Linked DNA regions of Mus musculus: region 1 is linked to region 2. A link is a loop called in an ENCODE intact Hi-C map of the cell type or tissue named here. Cell type or tissue: heart. All regions are shown on one strand.

Region 1 (8,000 bases), 580 kb before region 2:
TTGTGGGCAATAAGTTTCCTTCATTCCAAACTCTTTTAATCTAATCATTACAAGACCAACTGTTAATTTGTCACTCAAAATAAAAGGAGGGGGGAGTGGCGGGGAGAGGGATGTAGTATAGTTGTTCCCTAGGTGGGACTCCAAGCACTCCATAACCCAGGCAATGCTAGCACGTATCAGCATGCTCAGAAGATGGACGCATAATCAGGAGTTCAAGGTCAGCCTCAGCTATATTGAAAGCTTGAGGCCAGAATGGGATATATGAGACCCTGTCTCAATAAATAATTTTTTAAAAAAGGTATCAGGGTTAGAGAGACAGCTCAGTGGTTAAAAGCACTGGCTGCTCTTCCAGAACTTGGGTTCAATTCCCAGAACCCATATGGTAGCTTACAGCCATCCATAATTCTCATTCCAGGGGACCTGATGCGCTCTTCTGACGTCCACATGTGGCACACAGACATACATATATACATACAGGTAAGAACACTCAGACACTAAGGAAAATAATTTTTAAAAGTGTTTTTAAACATCATGTGGGCAGATGATGAGCACAGCAGCAACCACAGCAGATTTGGGTTTCAAGTGTTTGATAAATACAGTAGCCTTCCTCACTGAATGGATACCTGTCCAAGGAACCCAGACACAACACTCTAAGAGGGCTCATTCAAGCTTCCAAATAGATACTCTCTGCTGTAATATACAGTTGCTCATTTTCCTAAAAGTGATGGCACTGACAGTCAATGAAAGTAAGTCTACTAGCTACAAATAATATGTCAACCAGGAGAGCAATACAAATAAAATATCTCTACAAATTAGATAAATTCCACATACATGCTGAATGACTTTGAATAAAATTTATCTTTAGAATTAAAAAAAAAAACAAAAAAACTTCTTTCAGGCTATATATTATCAACCAAAATACACCAAGTTATAAATCTGACATTTATTCAAAGTCTAATCTCAGATAGTACCATTCCAACAACATTAAATTTAAGTTTTCCACCAAACTCTACAAAAACTGAGAGAACATTACTATTAAGATTTGTATGTAGTACAAATGGACCAAGCCCACTGTATAGTTAGCAGGCCTTGCTGGTGTTAGAAAACAGTTTCAATACTAACACATGGCTAAAGTTTGGATGACCATAATTACAATTATTTTAAGTAAGGTGAATACTGAATCCTTTTCAATATGAATAGAAAATAAATTTCACCCAATACCAATTTATCTACTTTGTCAGGACTTAGACCCTTAGTCTAAATTTAGATCACACAAGTAGTTAGATTTGAATGCATTAAAGAATTACTGGCGCTTTCCTGGGAGTGACAGAACTTCCCCTCCACCCACCCCTCAAAAGCTGACAACTCAGTGAGGATCTAAGGACTACATGCCTACTTCACAGATCACGCTGCTGAACTGGCATTTGGAGACTGTATTGAACTAGCTACATGAAAGCAAAGGGAAGAGAGGGGAAAAGCTAATAAAAAAGCATTATTCATAACAACATGCATATCACCTGGAACATTTCTAATTTTCCAAGACCCTAAGTCCAGCAAGCAGATGAGCTACAACAGGCTGATCTTCCCCACCCCTTTCTCAACGCGCCCCAAGTAAAATAACCAATGCAGTTTCCTTGTTTACTTAAAGAATTGGAAAAAAAAAATGTTGACTTGCTTCTGAGGTGTCGGAAACCAATCAATATTTAAGACTTTTCACAATCAAGCTTGAAATATGATAGCAATGATTTCTTCAGTTAGTTTTTTTTAAAAATCTAATTTTAAATTTATAAAAAAGGGTGAAAATGTACACTGCGGTTTATCAGTATGCCTTTTTTTGCAACTAGAAGGAAAGGGGGAAAGAAAGGAAGAGGCAGCAAAACACACAAGATGGGAAACATCGCCGCGTCCTTCCGTGGTTATGAGTAATTGCAAATGACCCAAGAGGTAAGAGAAGTTCATGAGTAGAAGGGGAGGTGTAACAATGTGAACTGCCGGTTCCAGATTCACGCAGATGTCGGAGAGGAAAAGGAATTTATTTACACTGCAGTGCCGGGTAACAAACATGGCTGCCCCTGCCCCCTTTAAATCTGAATAGTCTTTACTCCCTCACCAAAACCATCAAATTATGGCCATGTCTTTCCCTGCCTCCCTACCATAACACAAACACATCTCCTCTTCTCTCAGAACAGTAACACCCACACCTCCCTCATTTCACAACAATCACAACCCCATAACCACTAGCTTCTCTATTTCTCTAGCCTTGAAATACAAGACAGAATACACACAAACATAGGAACAAAAGGCTTTCCCTTCTAACACTTCAATAATCCCCATCCTTTTCCTCACACTCTGTGACGCCTGGTCGATAATTCTCATCCTTTCCAACACTCAGCTAATGTCCTTCCCTAGCCCAATCGTATGTCTTTCAGTTTCCTGCGTCTATTTCCTATCCTGCTCTTGCATCCTGACACAATCATTTTTCATCCCTATTTCCTAATCTTATCTTTTCCTCCACTTTGATTCACTAGTTTCTCTCCTTGATTCCCAGAAGAAGCCTCGATTCTCCATCACCCCTATCCCTTTCCCCCCAACTCTTCTAGTTTCCACACTCCATTCCAGACCTATCCTCATTTGCATTAGGTCTCTAATGTCCAAATCTAACTCTTCTCTTTTCCTACCCCTCCCCCGTTTCCATCCTTATCCCCGCCCCCATCCCACCTCTACTCCCAATTCCCAGCTCAGCACCACTACATCATATCCCAAGCCTACCTGCCCCACCTCCCAATTCCTTCCACACCCACCTTACCATCTGCTCTTCCTTCCCAGAACCCTTTCAGGCCATCCGCGGCCCCTTCTCTTCCAGGGTCTCACTCCTTATGGGTGCCTGGGTCTTAGGTCGCCCCCACCCCAAGGAGCCTCCTCAGCCCTGACGCGCAACACACACATACACAAGCACTTTACCTTCAGTTTGTTCCATTCTAACCCCCCTGCCGTGTCAGTGCGATCACAGGAGAGACACCGAGGCCCGAAGTGGGGCTGGGTTGCCGGCAGCTGCCGGGACCGCGGGCGCAGGAGACGGAACCGAGCTAGGCCGCATGAAATCCTCGGACTAGATTTCCCCCGCGCCGAGCACCCCTGCCATGGCGGCCGGCACTGAGGACGGCCACGGCCCGGCCGGCCGGGCTCGTTTTGCGGGCAGACGGAAGGCTGCGGGCGACGCGGAGCGAAGGGGAGGCGGCCGGACGGGGGTCGCCGCGTAGCTGCTGGTGCCGGAGAGGAGCCGGAGGCTGGCGGCCCCGAAGGGCAGCAGGGTCCCAGGGTTCTGATCGAAAGCTGCACACCTCTCCCAGCAGACACCCGGCAACCCAGCCCCGGTCTCGGCCTCCGTCCGGATCTCCGCGCCGCCAGCTCCCGCCGCCGTCGCCGCCGCCGCCGCCGCCTCCGCGCACAAAGCCCCCCCGCCCCGTTCGGCGCCGCCGCCGCCAAATCCTAGGTCTCCTATTGGCTACTGGCCGCGGCGCCTGCCGGGAAATGCAGTCCGGAGCTCGGCGCTGAGAGCGAAGGAGGAAGAGGCTCGTCAGCCGCGGAGAGGAGGGGCGCGCGAGAGTCTGGAGCAGACGCGAGACCGCAGGCGATGAGGCAGAGGGACAGGAAGGGCTGGTGCGGAGGGGCAGCCAGGTCGGGCCTGCGAGGCTAATACTTACTAAACGGCAGCACGTACTAGACGCCATATGGTACTCGAGTGGCCCTGCGCTACCATTCCTAGATGTTAGGAAGAACCTGATGACCGGTACGCGGTGACGCAGACCGGGGAGTGCCCGGGAGTCACTGACAGCCTGACAGCTGTCAGCAGAGCGCCCTGGCCCCGGCGTCCCAGACACGGGCCAGCACGTTAGGACGACAGCCCGAGCCGGGGCAGTCTCCTTCCCCGGGAGAGAGACCGGTAGCCGCCAGTGTGCCCGGGGGTTGCCGGGCAGTCCGCGTCCAGCAACAGAAGGCACCCCGATCTCCCGGGCAGCCACTGGACCCGGTTGCCCTCTTCCTGCCCGCACCGGGGTACAGAGGCTTGTGGGTAGCCGGGAGGACGTCAGCGCGACTGCATCCCGGGCCGCGGGCCACAGCGAGGACTGCGGGCGGGTCACGTGCCCCGGCCCTGCGCTGCTCCGGGCCAGAGCTCCGCACTGAGTGACGTGGGGATATTTGTCCCAGAGCGATCACCGGAGAGTGAGAGGAAGGGAGGCAGTCCTCTGCAAACCCCTTGCCCTTCCCATTCTAGGAAATACGAGTGATCCAGTGACAGGGCCGGGTAAACAGTCTTGAAGGGGTGTGCAGATGTAGTTTCTTGGGGCCTGGTAATTACTTAGAAGGTCCAACCCAGAAACGAGAACTTACAAAGGAAACATACGTAGCCATCAAATGAGGAAACCGATACACTCTTGCTTTCTGTTCTGAGAATTACCGAACCCTGTCACTACAAAGTGTCAACCTCCAGTCGGGCGTGGTGGTGCACGCCTTTTATCACAGCACTCCGGAGGCAGATTTCTGAGTTCGAGGCCAGCCTGGTCTACAAAGTGAGTTCCAGGACAGCCAGGGCTATACAGTGAAACCCTGTCTCGAAAAACAAACAAACAAACAAAACAAAACAAAAAAAGTGTCAACCTCCTCTCCATAGAGACTACATTTGCTACCATTAAAGGAAATTTCCTGATGTGTTTCAAATACCACCTCAGAATTTTTTGTTTTTTTTTTTTTTGGTTTTTTTTTTGTTGTTGTTGTTGTTTTTGTTTTGTTTTTCGAGACATTGTTTCTCTGTATAGCCCTGGCTGTCCTGGAACTAACTCACTTTGTAGACCAGGCTGGCCTCAAACTCAGAAATCCGCCTGCCTCTGCCTCCCAAATGCTGGGATTAAGGCATGCGCCACCACGCCCGGCGGGTTTTTTGTTTTTTGTTTTGTTTTGGTCTTTTCGAGACAGGGTTTCTCTGTGTATCCCTGGCTATCCTGGAACTCACTCTGTAGACCAGGCTGGCCTTGAACTCAGAAATCCACCTGCCCCTGACTCCCAAGTGCTGGGATTAAAGGCATGCACCACCACTGCCCTGCCTCAGAACTGTTTTTAATATTTTATATTTTTATGTTTATCAGTGTTTTGCTCACATATATATCTGTGTGCCTTGTGCATGCCATGTCCCCGAAAAGGTCAAAAAAAGGTGTCAGATCTACTGGAACTGGTGTTATGGATGGTTGTGAGCAACCTCTTGGGTGCTAGGAATCAAACCCTTGCACTCAGCAAGAACAAGTGCTCTTAACCATTGATCCATCTCTCCAGCCCACCTCCTCAGAATTTTAGAAAAATCTCTGCAGTTCACTGATTTTAATGGGCACTCATACTAAAAGTGATCATGAAAATAATTCCATTGATGATATTATCATTATTATTATTATTTTGGTTTGGTCTCTATTTTGGTTTTTGGAGACAGAATTTCTCTGTGTAACAGTCCTGGATGTCCTGGAGTAATTCCCTTTGTAGACCAGGCTGGCTTTGAACTCAGAGATCCACCTGCCTCCCTAGTGCTTGGATCAAAGGCATGCACCACAATTGCCCTGAAAAGTCTTTTTTTTTTTTTTTTTTTTTTTTGAGACAGGGTCCCTGGCTGTTCAACTTCCTGTGAAGACCAGGTTGGCCTCAACCTAATATAATTTCTGCCTCTGCCTGCCAAGTGCTATAATTAAAGTGTGTGCCACCATGCACAGGAACAATAGTGTTGATTTTTGTGTTATTTTGTGTGTGTGCAAATATGAGAGGAGTGCTTGTGGGAGCTAGCTCCAGACTTGCACCGTATTACAGGGCTTGAACTCCCATCATCAGTGGCACTGCAAGCACCTTTTCAGATGAGCTACCTCCTTAGACCACTTTACTGTTCATCTGTTAAGTCTTGTTAGACCCAGAAATCCTCCTTCCCCAATTTACCCACACATAATACTTTATGTTTCCATCATCTAACCTATTCTGAGGTTCAAACCATGCTTACTCTTTTCAATAGCAAACGAGCAAACAGCTTATCAAGACAGAAGCAGAAGAGGTTTCTCCAGGTTATGGTGGTAAAAATATATTCAATTTATCCTAAACACCAAATTGTCAAACCTGATAAAGTATACAAACCTGGAGAAAGTATTCATTGCTTTGAACAAATGGGTCTCATCAGGGTTCTTATCCCCCCAACCCTTCTTAAAAGAACTGGATTGTTAACTTGTGACCAGATTAAAAAATCTTCTTTATGTTTCAAATACTGGGTATGGGATAGTTCATCTGGCTTTTAAATAATACATTTTACTGTACCTGCTTGTAAGTGAATATAATTCATGGATAAGAATTTTTCCATAAGATATTTCATTGTAAAATGATAAGAATGTTTTTGCATTTGACAAATATTAAAATAATTACTGTAGAGCTTGGAATTATCAGAGCGAGAAAACAAGGAGAGGGAAGCTTTAGCATGGGACATAATCTCTTTATTATGGGACATAATAAGCTCTTTAATCAGGAGCCAGGAGGATCTCAGTGAGTTCGAGACTAGCCTGGTCTACACAGTGAGTTCCAGGCCAGCCAGGGCTACATGGTGAGACCCTGTCTCAAGGCGGGGAAGGAGGAGTTAAGTTTTGTAAATTTCAATTCTTTATGATCAGACTGTGAAACAGAACCCCTAGTGGAAAATTGCCTGACATGCACAAAGGGACCCCTAGTGGCCAAACTGAAAAGTTTTGCTTATTTTAAGTAGTCCATTCGGTTAGTTGAAATATACTTTTTTTTTTTTTTTTTTTTTTAGGATTAAAAACGGCCTCCATTTCTTTTTTTCTTTTCTTTTTTAGTTCTTTTGAAACAGGATCCCACTGTGTAGCCCTGGCTGTCTTGGAACTCACTTTGTAGACCAGAGTGACCTTGAGCTCACACAGATCTGCCAGTCTTGTCTATTAAGTACTGGCATAAAAGGCATGCACTACCATGCCCAGCCCTCAAAACTTATTCTATTTTGTACAGCTCATAATTTTATCATCAGAGTTCTCAGAAAAGTTGAAGAAAGCTCGAGCCAGGCATGGTGGTGCACACATTTAAATCTGAGCAATTTAGAGGACCAGGCAAATGAATCTCTGTGAGTTCAAGGCAAGCCTGGTCTACATAACGAGTTCTGGGCCAGCCAGGCCTACATCGTGAAACCCTGTCTCTAAATAAATAAATAAGCAAGCAAACTAAAATATAGAGTCAAAGATGGCTGCAGTGGTACACACTTGTAACTAAGCACTGGGGAGGCAGGCAGGTGGTTCAAGGGTTCAAGACCACTTTCTGCTACTACCTATTGAGTTCCAGCCCAGCCCGTGTTACATAAGAACCCCGCAAAATAAAAAGAAATTGAAAAAAAAAAAAACAGATAAATAGGAACAAGAATGCTTTCAGAACTTTAACTTTCCCAAGATGGCTAGTTGCCCGCCCTAGGAACGTAAACGTCCTCAAACCCACAATGCCTATCTTATTTAACAAGTACTCTAGAATATATTTTTGAATGTTGAGATTTCTACACAACTAATGATAAGCGACAACATGAAACCATTTTTTAAAGAGAAAAATCAAATTCCGTATGAAGATTTCAGAAGCATTCCAGCCTTCGACCCCGCAGAAGAAAGGTTTTTTTTTTTTTTTTTTTTTTTTTTCTCAGTGCTGCCCCTCTGCCACCAGGACCTCACAACCTCCTTCGCCAACCCAAGACCTCTAGGCAGTTTCGGAGACTAAAGGGTGAGGAACGGAATCATCAAAGTGATGTCATCAGTGACTCCAATTTGGGTTACAAAGGCTACTATCAGACCTTACTCTGGTAGGGCCTCCATTCAAGGAGTTCTCGAGGAGTTGGCTAGACTACAGAATGTGGGCAGGCAGGGGGGGGGGGGGGACGCAGCTTTGGTCCTGTAGTACAGACGCTGCCTCAACTAACTCCGACCCAGAAGTGA
Region 2 (8,000 bases):
AGGTTAAGAGCACTTTTGGTGCTCTCCTACAGAGGTGCTAGGATTGATTACCAGCAATGACACCAGGTGACTCCCAACTACCTGGACAGAGGTTATACAGACCCTAAGAGAACACAAATGCCAGCCCAGGCTACTATACCCAGCTCAATTACCATAGATGGAGAAACCAAAGTATTCCATGACAAAACCAAATTCACACAATATCTTTCCACGAATCCAGCCCTTCAAAGGATAATAAAGGGAAAACTCCAACACAAGGAGGGTTTTGAAGCTACATCATTTGGCCCAGTGCCTGCAAGCTGAGAATGAGGGACAGACCGAAAGACTCTGAACCCACAACTTTTCCTCCTGGTTGTTGCAATCACAGTGCCTCAGTCTGTGGGCTGCACGTAGGAGGAAGCATATGCAGTCTTCAATACGTCAAATAAAAAGTCATACCACCAACTGGTACCTCTAGCCAAGCGCCCCTTTCAAAGTAACCCTTAGTTTGAGTGTAGTTCATTATCAGAACCTTTGCTTACTATGTGGATTGGGTTTAAATCCCAGCATACACCACACACACAGTTCAAGAACAAAGGAACGCTTACTTTATACAAGGCTTATTTTCTCGTAGGAAGGTCCTGGGGCTGGCACACTCAATTCCCTCCAGGGCTCTGCACTGGACTGCAGTGTGTTGCACATCACTGTACGCCTGACCCCCAAACTGTGGAGAAAGTAACAGAAACATACATTCATGTTCACCAATGGAAGCTGCTTCAGTTCTGTATTAATTCTAGCAAGAGTGGGTAAAGTTGTCAAAAGCATGCAATTCAGAGATGCTTCAAGTGACTTAGTAGTCCATCCTAAGTGAATGTTGCTTTAAGTAAACCTTTCTTTTCGACAGGCTTCTTCAGTATATAGTAAAACAGAAACAAGCTGCAGAGACGTATACAATGGCTTGAGTATCCTGGATTAACAGGCATATAATGTAGCAGTTTTGGAATGGAAATTGACATGTCAGCGAGTATTAGAACCTCTGTTGCATATTTACAGTAAAAGAATAAGATCAGAAAATAATTCAGACTATCATCAGGTTGAGGACTTAAGCCACACATGGTGATAGGTTTGCGTAGTCTACCCCAGTATAAGGTTAGCTCCAGTAAAAATGTTTAGAATCAGAGTTCTACCCTTTACTTAATTCATTTCCAACAGAGAAAGCAGAGCCACTCAGTCTCCCTCGTACCTTATCATTGCTTTCCCACTGTTTCCCTTGTCTCAGCAGCGTGAGACTGGAGAACAGGAGTGTTCATTTCTCACAGCCTCTGAGTGTTACCAGTCCTTGAGGACCCTGGCTGAGGCAGAGTTTGAATCTTGTGTCGATACATTCAGCTTTTAATTAAAATAGTCACAACTAAGTTACCGTTATGGAATGCCAGTCAGACTTTTACCAATTACCTAGAGGGCAAAATTTCAGTGTATTTAAAATATCTCTTTACTTTAAGAGCTGTCCTCTTGGTTGTGGTGTTACAAAGCCTATTCGTTTGTGTCTGAGGTGGCAAAAATGTTTTCTCACAACTCAACCCTGCATTATAATATAGTGTCGAGTCTACAGTGCTAAGGTGGTAACATAAATTCCTTAAGTATGAGCTGGGCCCAGTGATGCAGACCTGTATCTTAGTGCTAGGCACAGTGATGCAGACCTGTATCTTAGTGCTAGGCACAGTGATACAGACCTGTATCTTAGTGCTAGGCACAGTGATGCAGACCTGTATCTTAGTGCTAGGCACAGTGATGCAGACCTGTATCTTAGTGCTAGGCACAGTGATGCAGACCTGTATCTTAGTGCTAGGCACAGTGATGCAGACCTGTATCTTAGTGCTAGGCACAGTGATGCAGACCTGTATCTTAGTGCTAGGCACAGTGATGCAGACCTGTATCTTAGCGCTAGGCACAGTGATGCAGACCTGTATCTTAGCGCTAGGCACAGTGATGCAGACCTGTATCTTAGCGCTAGGCACAGTGATGCAGACCTGTATCTTAGTGCTAGGCACAGTGATGCAGACCTGTATCTTAGTGCTAGGCACAGTGATGCAGACCTGTATCTTAGTGCTAGGCACAGTGATGCAGACCTGTATCTTAGTGCTAGGCCCAGTGATGCAGACCTGTATCTTAGTGCTAGGCACAGTGATGCAGACCTGTATCTTAGTGCTAGGCACAGTGATGCAGACCTGTATCTTAGTGCTAGGCACAGTGATGCAGACCTGTATCTTAGTGCTAGGCACAGTGATGCAGACCTGTATCTTAGCGCTAGAAGGCTCAAGCAAGAGGAACCTGGTTTTAAGGCTAGCTTGGGCTGTAGTGAGACCTTTTCACAGACAGACAGACAAACAACCAACCTACCAGCACAACAAAACTCAAACCAAACCAAACCAAACCAAACCAAACCAAACTTCATTGGGTTTTGAGAGACCAAGTTAGATGCACTCACTTTAAGGCTATACTACTGGCTTCTCTGGAATGTTTTATCCTCAAATAAAATCATAACTGACAGACTCTAGCTACTTCCAACGGATATGGTGCAGGCCGGCTGTCACCTGCATGAGGAACTTGCTCCAAGTGCGTGTGTAACCAAGAAAGGCCAGTTCAGCACCAGCTTTACAAAGTGCATGGCTTTGCTGTTGTTGCTGCTGCTCTGTTAAGAAAAGCCTTGCTTTGAAAGTACAGTCGATGTCTTGGCTTTAATTTGTTAGTTTCAACAGTCAAAGGAAGCAATACAGGTTGGTCTTTGCACTTGGGTGGCTTGGGCACAGGCATGGTTGGTTCCTGAGGAAAGCAAATGTGCTCTTCAGCCGTTAAAACCTTTGTCATGTTTCCAGCGACAGTTATACGGATGAAGTTGTAAAAAAAAAAAAAAAAAATCAAGTCTGTCTGTATGCCCTTCTGTAATTCTTTAACAGCACCCGGCCATGCTTCCCACGAAGGTGCCTGTACAAAGAACAAAATCCTCACCTTGAGACAACCATAACCAAGCTCCTGGGAGGCAGTTGCATTTCCAACGTGATCCACTGGGGCATCACAGTCTACGAACTCGTCGGGTCTGCAAATCAGTAAGATTTTTCATCAGTGCCTTTTGCCGATTGCTTCTGTGTCCGCACGCAATGCTATTTTCGTTCCTCTTTTAATATCTGTTCCTCCTTCTGTACTGGGAACTGGATACGCTAGAGGTGCTATCTACCTTTGAGCTACATTTCCAGCCCTTGAATTTTCTTTCTTTCTTTTTTTTTTAAATTTGAGACAAGTTACCCAGGCTGGCTGGTTGGCCTTGAACTCATCCTGTAACCAAGGCAGCAGAAAGGGTGCAGGAAGTGGAAGGGTTCTGTAGCCTACATTACTCCTTCCCAGTATCTACCACTAACACACAGTTTAATTGCTTTCTGTGGCAGGGCAATTGAGAGGCACCAGTCCCGGAATCACCTCCCCGAGGTGGAAGCAGCCTTCCGCTCCCACAACCAACAGCTATCCCTGGCCCGATCCCCCTCTAGGTCCGCCCGCCACGTCCCGGCAGCTTACAGGTAAGAGCAAAGGATGACTGGCGAGTTGGGGTCGCTGTATTCCCAGCTTGAGGCCGCGGGACCCTCGAGGTGAGCGGCGCCCGAGGGTGTGAGATCCAGTTCGGCCGTAGCATTAAACGAGTGGCTCCGAGAAACACAGTGCAGCAGCAGCAGGTTCCCCAATAGCAGGGCCGCCTGGCCGCACAGCAATAGGTAACTCACAGGGCAGCCGCCCAGCACCATCTTCCCGGGGGCCGGTCCTAGAGACCTGGCCTAAAAACAAAGCCAGGCCGCCACGGCCCACCGGAGCCCGGCGCTGTCAGGCCTCTCTCTACGTCGGGTACGCAACCCTCCGTTCCACAGCCAACCCGTGCGCAGCTCGACGCTCCGCCTGCCACTACGGCCAATCAGAAACGGCCAGGGGAAAGGTGTGGCCTGGCTTCGCTCCGCCCTCCAGTAGACCCTTCACTGCTGCACGGAGCGGAGGGAGGGTGGAGCTTCCCTTAGCCCCGCCCTCCAGCCCCTCCTACCTTCTCTAGTCTCCGCTGAGCGGGCGGAGGGGCGGAACAGCCGGGCGCGAACTGGAGCGGCGGCGGCGGCGGCCGCCGGTGGGTTGGCCAGACTGTATTTTCCCTACGTCAGCCTCTGGCCGCGGGATCGGGAAAGGGGCGGGGTTTTTGGGGGGGGGGGGGTTGCTGCGTCAGTGCCGCGCGCGTGCTCGCCGAGGGCGAGCGCCCCGCCAGCCCGGGGGCCCCCGCGGGGTTGCAAGGATGACCGAAGGGGCGGAGGCGGCGGCCGCGCGTTGAGCGGAACCTGCCGAAGCCCTCGCTATGGGGCCGCGCGCGCTCTCGCCCCTTGCCTCTCTGCGACTAAGGTGGCTGCTGGCGTGTGGCTTGCTGGGCCCAGTCCTCGAGGCCGGGCGACCAGGTGGGTGCCGGACGGGAACCGTGCTGTGGGGAGTGAGTGCTGGGTGGTGAGGGCTGCGAGGCGGACCCTGGGCTCCGGCTCCCCTGTCAGCGCTGACCCGGAGCCCGGTGGCCGGCGGCCGGCTGCACTGTGGCGGTGCGCTCGCTACTCCCGGGCTGCAGCGAGTGCTTTGCGGGTGGAGTGGCTGTCACCAGCTCTGGGCTGGGAGATGGAACTTTTGCTTCAGTCTATCAGGATTTGGGGTTTGACGTTCGCCGTCTTGGACGACTCAGCAGTAGGTCCACAGGGATCCCGATGGAGAAGAGGGCGGGTTTTCCTTGGGCCGTTTTTTTTTTTTTTTTTTTTTTTTTTTTTGTTAGTAAGGATACTTAAAATAATAAAATCAACGAAACGCTACGTTTCTAGAGCCTGTAGTTCAATCTATCTAAATCTGGACAAAGAATCTCTGCTCTGTTTAACCCAGGGGATTATCGGAAAGAATTAAATTACTGTTCGCCAGCACATCTGAATTGTGAAACTTCCCGTAAATATGTAAGATATTTATATTGTGGATGATGAAACTGAATGGGAACACACTAGGTTCTTTTTTTCCTGGAAATAAGTTATTTATTTCATCCTTTGTATTAAATTAGTGTTTGCATGGCTTAGTTATCTCTTTGAGCTCCGGGAACACTATGGACAATAGAAGGCTTTACAAAATTGTTGCCTTCAAAGGTGATGAGTGTAGATTTGAGTTCAGGACCGCTGACCTTCACGAAACTAATTACAGCTTCTTGTCTTTGGCTTTCTCCTTTTTAATTAAGTTAGCGTCCTCCTGGAGTTTATAAATACTGACAAATTTTCAATGGGATGCTTCCAGGACGTGTCTGATGAAACGTGCTGTTCTAGTTAACAATATCGCTATGAAAGGAACTGAAATTTTAATAATCTCTAACTTCTTGTGTTTGCCAGCAAAAACCAGATTATATTTTTAGTACATGTATATGTTTGTTGTTACACATGGGCATAAAAATGAATGGAATATCCTTGTGTTCTTCAGTTGCTGCTGCAATGGGCCAGCTGCTCACATAGGCATGAGTATTCGCTTTGGAAATCTATCCAGCCTTCATCAGGAAGGAAACCCATTCCTGATGCTTTTGGAGGATCTAAAGGGTGACCATGTGGACTAAGATATAGGAGAGATGCTGAAGGGTTTTTTTTTTTTTGTTTGTTTGTTTTTGTTTTTTGTTTTTTGGTGTTGTGTGTGTGTGTGTGTGTGTGTGTGGTTTTTTTTTTTCCTTTTTTGAAAGTGTGATTTTTGAACTGAGCTAAAAGGGTGAGAGAATTTCAACTTAAAAAGAGTGGAGGGATCCATTATAAACATAAGGAGCTTTATTTTTACCCCCTCCAAGAGTAAGTGGTTATAAAAGAAAACAACTTGTTGGAAAAGGGTGAGAGTGTTAATGTGTGGTTAGGTAGCTTGTGGAAAGAGATCCTGGGAGGGAAAGCCAGGTGGACTGGCACCACGGATGAGACCTGTGCTAAGCTAGGGAGTCACAGTCACCCTGTAGGTTGGTTTGGGGCATGAAGATTTCTAAGGAGTGTGACCATCAGAGTGTTGGTTAATAGGTTAATACACTATGGGGGTTGGACTCTAGGAGAGTGGAGAGAGCGAGGCGGAGCCAGGTTTTGAGGTGTTGGCGGTGGGGCTGTGAGTCAACTCAAATTTCCTGAAGTGAATGATCTTCCAAAATCAGCTGAGTTTTTGGAATACAGGATGTTTAAAGCATGAACTGGGACATCCTCCCATTAGCCATGTTGGGAGCTAAGCTGGTGTGAGGAGGATTTTAAACTGTTGTTTATAGTATTGTGTCCAGAATAAGTACAGAATAATTTCTGAGTAGTGGATTCAAATGATTAAAAACAGCAACAACAACAACAAACCTCCGGGATCAACAAATATAAGGAAATCAGATATTTGAAACCTCTTGATTTGTTTTTTTCTTGCATAAGATAGCAAATACAATATGTAGACGAAAAATGATTTAGAAACACTGGTGTTCTAAAGAAGATGAATTTGAAAACTCACTCATGGTGAATAATTGGAAAATGAAGTAGATATAATCGTAGGAACTTAGGTCTCATCTTCATATGGCTGCAGATTTTTAAAATTAATTTTAAAATCAGTATATAAGATCATGGGTTTTCTTAGGACAGTGTCATGTGTGTTTATCATGGTACTTTTTCACTTAGCTCATTCTCTTCTCGTGTTCTCTTTCTTTTTTTTTTTTTTTCTTTTGGTTTTTCGAGACAGGGTTTCTCTGTGTAGCCCTGGCTGTCCTGGAACTCACTTTGTAGACCAGGCTGGCCTCGAACTCAGAAATCCACCTGCCTCTGCTTCCCGAGTGCTGGGATTAAAGGCGTGAGCCACCATGCCCAGCTCGTGTTCTCCCTCCCATCATCCTGTCTCTACTCTTATGTCACATATATGTGAGAGAAAATACATTTCAGTTGACATGGTAGCTGCCAGTGCTACTACCGGGTTTCCTGCTGAGGGTACATTTTGTTCTTGGTGACTGAATGGAATTCCCCTGTGCGTATGTACTCCTTTTGCTCTATTCCTTTCTTTGTTGCTGAACATCTAAGCTAATTTTGTATTTTGGAAAGAACAGATTAAAACACATTTATCCATGTTATAAAAGAAAATGTTGTCTTAAAGATATTTTGGTTTCCAAACTTCTAAGTAGTAAGTGAAAACATACCTGGTTGATAGGTACAAAATTTCTGGTCTTTGAAAACTAGTTTTATATTTTGCTTTTCCCAAATTTGGTTTCAAATCTGTTCTTTTGCTTGTTTTGCTTTTTCAAGAGAGCGTCTCACTGTGTAGCTCTAGCTGCCCTGAAACTCACTATGTAGACCAGGCTGGCCTGCCTCTGCCTCGAGAGTGCTGGGATTAAAGGTGTGCCCCACCATGTCTGGCGTATATTTATTTATATGTTATTAAATATTATGGTTTGCTGTAGAAGGTTTCAGATGATTTCCTAAGGGGTAACATGAAGTGAGAGACATAAAGATGGGACGTAGTTAACCTCATGATACCTCCTCTTCCTTGTTAACCTGGCACTGTGTATACCCTAGCGCCTTGGAGTGACTCTAGCCCTTGCTGGCACTGCAACAACTGTCCTTACTGTCATCTTTGAAGGGTCTGAAGTGGACCCAGCTAAGGCTGGATCGCCCTGCCTGGTTTATGTGCTCAGAGATCATTTTCATGTTGTGATGGGAGATGGGATCTGTTTTAGTCGATCAATTTCCTCAAGGTGATTATATATGGGATGCTGTGGCATTTTTAATTTTTGAGAATTTCAGACAGTGTATTTTGACTATCTCCACCCTCATGTGATCCCCAAACTCTGCCCAGATTCACCTGCCTCTCTGCTCTCCCAACTTCCTGTCTCGCCATCCATCTTTTAAGAGTAAGAAAGGAGGACAGGAGTGGATGAGCACAAGCTGTAATGACATTTATGAGGATGCCAAGATGAAACTTGTTACTTTGTATGGCAACCC

Evidence for each region. Peaks named below come from ENCODE experiments on the same cell type or tissue, not always from the same donor. Only the 100,000 strongest peaks of a DNase experiment are listed, where the experiment ranks them.
Region 1: a loop joins it to region 2, with 3 times the contacts of the local background. A loop is called at or near these places in 5 of 42 quality-filtered maps.

Annotation. Positions count from the first base shown.
Region 1 is chr8:25,597,698-25,605,697 of GRCm38, reverse strand. It overlaps D830025C05Rik (a long non-coding RNA gene), which reads right to left. Exons shown (of 1, transcript XR_003947362.1): 1 at 6,491-8,000. It also overlaps a transcript of Letm2 not described here and a transcript of Nsd3 not described here. Among named protein-coding and RNA genes, the nearest start is that of Letm2, 4.2 kb to the right of the region's middle. In heart, a CTCF peak has its summit at 6,727 (motif pointing left); DNase peaks (open chromatin) are centred at 2,857, 3,507 and 4,127; H3K4me3 peaks cover 3,827 bases; H3K27ac peaks cover 3,049 bases.
Region 2 is chr8:25,013,142-25,021,141 of GRCm38, reverse strand. Adam9 (a disintegrin and metallopeptidase domain 9 (meltrin gamma)) reads left to right here and starts at 4,220. Exons shown (of 22, transcript NM_001270996.1): 1 at 4,220-4,457. The coding sequence starts at 4,361. Tm2d2 (TM2 domain containing 2) reads right to left here and starts at 3,931. Exons shown (of 4, transcript NM_027194.3): 1 at 3,550-3,931; 2 at 2,989-3,076; 3 at 588-703. The coding sequence starts at 3,773. In heart, a CTCF peak has its summit at 3,040; DNase peaks (open chromatin) are centred at 3,051, 4,001 and 6,021; H3K4me3 peaks cover 3,438 bases; H3K27ac peaks cover 2,007 bases.